2 separate regions of the Mus musculus genome follow, and region 1 is linked to region 2. A link is a loop called in an ENCODE intact Hi-C map of the cell type or tissue named here. Cell type or tissue: heart. All regions are shown on one strand.

What was found. Hi-C counts contacts between places; a loop is a spot of excess contacts. Peaks named below come from ENCODE experiments on the same cell type or tissue, not always from the same donor. Only the 100,000 strongest peaks of a DNase experiment are listed, where the experiment ranks them.
Region 1: a loop joins it to region 2, with 4 times the contacts of the local background. A loop is called at or near these places in 7 of 42 quality-filtered maps.

Annotation. Positions count from the first base shown.
Region 1 is chr17:74,731,882-74,734,381 of GRCm38, reverse strand. All of the region lies in intron 5 of Ttc27 (tetratricopeptide repeat domain 27), which reads right to left. Among named protein-coding and RNA genes, the nearest start is that of Ttc27, 15 kb to the right of the region's middle. In heart, a CTCF peak has its summit at 1,329 (motif pointing left); no DNase peak of the experiment used is centred here.
Region 2 is chr17:75,074,331-75,076,830 of GRCm38, reverse strand. All of the region lies in intron 3 of Ltbp1 (latent transforming growth factor beta binding protein 1), which reads right to left. Among named protein-coding and RNA genes, the nearest start is that of Ltbp1, 70 kb to the right of the region's middle. In heart, a CTCF peak has its summit at 1,333 (motif pointing right); no DNase peak of the experiment used is centred here; H3K27ac peaks cover 2,162 bases.

The sequences.
Region 1 (2,500 bases), 340 kb after region 2:
TATCAGATGCCCATTACAGATGGTTGTGAGCCACCATTGGTTACTGGGAATTGAACTCAGGACCTCTGGAAGAGCAGTTGGTGCTCTTAACCGCAGAGTCATCTCTCCAGCCCCCAAAATATTTTTTAAATAAGATTATTTATGAAATATTACAGACCACTTCAGACATAGCTAAAATGTCTACTTATGTAAAGCCACTCTTTTTTGACCAGATAAAGTGATAAATGTTAATTAGCCTAGAAGAACAACATAAAAATTCTTGGTGGCAGGGCAAAGCAAACGATGTGCTCAAACCCACTGCAGAAACGCCATAGGCCACTGAGGGTATGAGTTACCTACAGACAGATTTCCAACTACCTCAGTTAACCATTCCTGCTTTTGAACTGAATTTTAACTAATAGAAATATAACTTCTAGAAACAAAAATTCCTTCTAAAGCACACAATATGGTTCCAACCTTTTAAAGGACCATAGGAGTTTTTATAGTTTTTTTTCCTTAATAATGAAGGCTACTCCTTACAAAGATTAGTTACTAAGACATATTACAGATGTAGCAACAGATACAGGTGTATTAATATGAGACAATGTGGAAGAGGAATAAATATAACTTTATCAAAATTACACCAAATTAGGTTTGCTTTAAAAACAAAAAACTCCTAGTAACAACACCTGGCCTTCCTTTTCAATAATCAATTTCCCACAAAAGCACAGTGAAGTATAAGAAATTGTATAACAGCCTTTGGAGTATAATGCAACTGTCATTATATAAAGTTCAATAGTGGACTGGGTTCTCATAACACTCTCTTCCAAATGCCTTCCTTGTCCTCCAGGAAAACCACCTTGGCTCCCATCACCATCAATGACAGTCAATGCACCCCTCCCTGGCTTCAAACTTTTGTCCTGCTTCGTGAACTACAAGGCTGCTCCCTTGCACAGTTCTTTTACAGAGTAACCTCACTTCATTTCAAAAACATGTGGTGGCATAAACCAGGAAAGACCAAGTTTACATAGTTCTTACTTGCTAAAATCAGAAGACAACACACTGCCTACAAAATAGGTACTGTGTCCTCATTTTTCCAAGCTCCACCTCTCCCTCCATTCTAAAGAGAATGTCACACCTAGGCTCAAAGGAGAAACATGAAAGCCAAGGACTGAAAAAAAAAGGTAACTTGTTCAATTTTGTTACCTAAAAAAAGTATGGTCAGGGTTAAGAGCACTGGCTGCTCTTCCAAAGAGCCCTTGTCCAATTTCCCAGTTCCCTCATGGCAGCTCACTACCATCTAACCTAACTCCAGTTCTAAGGGATACAGTGCCCTCTTCTGGCCTGTGAGGCCACCTTACACATGTGGGTCACATACATACATACATGTAGGTAAAACTCCCACACATAAAAAGTAAAACAAAATAAACTTTAAAAGTAAATTGGGTGCATCTGATATGTATTATTGTACAGAAAAGCAAATTAACTGGTTTGGGGGTGCTATTTTGTTTTAAGGCAGGAGCTCACTATGTTGTCTTAGTTCAAACAGAAATTTGGGGCTCAAGAGATTATCCTGCTTCAGCCCATTATGGCTGGTTCAGCAGGCCACACCACTATACTCATCTGCTCTCTCTAGTCAGGGTTAGGTCTCAGAACAGAGAAACTGTTGACACACATGCAACACTTAACCTCTTATGGTTTAACTTTCTTGTGTCAACTGTCCCATGTGCTGTCACTACCTAAAAATTCTCAAAAACCAAAGACAAACATACAAATAAGCCAATTTTTAAATACTGACTATATTTCCTTTTAAATCATGTATAGATGTCCATTTTTACTAAAATAGCAAATGCTTATATATTTCTATCCAAAATAAAACAAAAGTTGGGTAGTTTGAACCAATCACCTAGTTGAGTAAAATTACTATGTATATTACAATCCTTCCCACTCTGCTAGCCTACTTATTAATATACAGATAAACCCTTGAAGGTAACAGACTCCAAAAACAAATCCAGATTCCTGCAGTTCACTCATGCCTTCACTGTGTGCTGCCTCATTCACAGACTGATCAGTGTGCCTCCACCAGAGCTATAGGAACCCCCATTCCCTTGACTCCCTACTAAACACACACAGTCACACTGCACTAGACTCAGGATGTCAAAGAATATGGGTCTTGGAACCAGGCACAGCCAAAATCAAACCCCAGCTTTGTAAATCAGAAATTCATTACTAACCTCAAGTACATTTGTATTCAAATACTCCTTTACACTAAGAGATTTGGTTTGGTAATTTTTTATGATTCTATTTTTCATTTTAACTATATATGTGTGTGTGTGATTCTATGCACATCAAAGTAGATGTCTATAGAAACCAGAAGAGAATATTGGCTCTCCTGTGAGCTGCTATCATGTACTGGAAACTGAGTCCAGACCCTCTGGAAGAGCACTGGCCATCTCTCCAGCTCTATTTGGCAGCTTCTGCAAGAAAATCCATTCCGCAAGCAAAGGGAGCCTGGAAGCAA
Region 2 (2,500 bases):
TTTCCTCTCCTCTCTGTCCTTTCCTTCTCTTCCCTCCATACCTACATGGTCACCCAGTCTTGGGCTATCATCCTCCAGAGCGATAAACCAACCACTTTTCTTTGTATTCAGATTCAGGTATTTTGCTATAGCAGCATAAAACATACTAGGACAAGCAGTATCTATTTCACATTCTTTTGAAAAGATTAAATAATATCGTCCCCCAAAGCAATGAGAGCAATGCTTGGCACAGCACAGACACCCAGTAAACACCGGCTCTTACCATCCATCACACAGCGTCATTCCACTGTGCAGATATGAAACAACTAAACTGGGGAACAGACTGGACCCAAACTAGCACTTGCCCTTTTTAGATGAAAATTTTTGAGTTCCTATCAGAAGTCTTTCAACATAATTGACCAGAATTTAAGTCAAGGCAATCGTCGGTTCTTTATCAAACTGCTTGAGGACACTCTTTTCTCATGGGGCCTAGCAGTGTACAGAGCTCTCAAAGAACACGGGCCATCTCCCCCATCTCACCTTATGGTCTATTCTTCCTTCAAAGTCTACCTCGAGAGTTCTTTTATTCCAGTCCCTCAGGGGACCGGGAAGGTGACTCAGTGGATGGGAGTGCTTACTGCATAAGCCTGCAGGCCTGACTTTGATCCCAGCACCCACATTTAAAACAGGGGGTGGGGTGGAACTCACTTTGTAGACCAGGCTGGCCTCAAACTCAGAAATCCACCTGCCTCTGCCTCCTGAGTGCTGGGACTAAAGGCATGTGCCACCACCACCCGGTGAAATGTCCTGTTCTTAACATGGATGGCGCATAAGAATGCCTTTGCTCATCAGTCCCAGGTGACCTCAAGCTTGAAAGGTGGGAAGACATATATGGTGATAAAAACAATCACTGGTCCTGTTTTAGTTCGTATTCCAACGGAGCCTTGGGATGATGCCACAGTCCTCTTCTTCCGCACCATCAGGCCGACAGCAAAGCCTGCATCTGCCTCTCAGACTTGTCAGGCAGGTGAAGAGCACTAAGGAAAGGCCAACTCAGCACCAAACTGTCTGGGACTTTACAAACACAAGCAGTGTAAGCCCAGTGGAGTGCGACTCACACTCTAAGTACCCATGGAACACACTGCAGGCAGCGCCTTTACCACTATCAATACCTTTCCTCTCCAGGCAAAAAGAGAAAAGAAAACGTTAAAAGGCTTTCATCACTTTTGCACATACGCATGCTGAGGCCAGAAGTCGACGTCATTGTCTTTCTCTATCACATCCACATTATTCTTTTTGTATGTGATTTGCCTGCATATATAGCTGGAAGCCACGTGGGTGCAGTACTCACAGAGGCCAAAAGAGGGCGTAGAAACTCCTGGAAATGGAGTTACAGTTGTGAGCAGCCGTATAGGTTAGTACTGGAAACTAAACCTGGGTTCTCTCCAAGGGTACTGAGTGCTCTTAACCGCTGAGCCATCTCTCCAGTCTCTCTACCGCTTGCTTGTTTGTTTCTTTGTTTCTTTGTTGAAACGGTGTTTCTCACTCAGCCTGGTAACATGGCTGGCCAACAAGCTCAAGGGAACACCTGTCTCCACCTCTTAGCATGAGGACTGTAGCTGTGTAGTGCCCACTTTAGCGTTTCGGAAAAACGTTTTCTAATGTTATGCAAAGCTCTGCTGAAGCTCCCCCTGTATGCCTCTGTGTGCAGGGAAGAGAAACTGCAAGGAAAAGTACGAAGAATGTTGTAAACGCAGGGAAGCTCCGAACAGAAGTGCAGGCGAGGCATCACCTCTGTGAGGGGTCCACTTACAGCAGGGGCTGCTGTAAGTCTTAGAGATCACTTTGTGACAGTAGCGATTCGTGCACTGGAAATCCTTTGGCTGTTTTAATACGTTCTATCGAGGCACCAATAGCAAGTATTCACGCTGCAGAACAGGAGAAATCTCTCTCTAAGGCATGCGCCACCACTGCCCAGCTTAAGGCTTCAGCTCTTGACATAGCTTTACAACGAGCTTTCTTATTGTGGGGAACCAAAATGGAGGAAGGTGAGGAAAAGTTCAAATACAGAGAGCAAACTCCTGGGCTGCCGCTGTCTTTGTGGAGGGCAGAGCACTCTAAGGTACCCATCGCCATTGGTGGCAAAGCGCAGGTCTGTTTCAAAGATTCCCAAGGGCAGTAATTGTTGCCAGGAAGGCAGGAACCTGACAGAGTTGAAGCTCCACATTGCCTCTCCTCCTTCGTGGTGGGGACTTCACTCGGCATTTCTCTCATCCAAACCAGGAGATAAATGTCAAGTAGTCATTTCTCAAGAACTTTAAAAGTAGAAGGCGTCCCTTCTGCGTGGACTTTTACAAGACCTCCTCTATATTTAGCAACTATCTGGCCTGCTATAAACTCACTTGGTAAATATAGAACTCATTTCAAGCCAGTCCTGTTTTTTAAAACGAACAAATTCAAATTCACTTCTTTTGCCTTCTTCGCACCCATGAGGGGAAAGTGCCAGGAGAGAGAATTATTA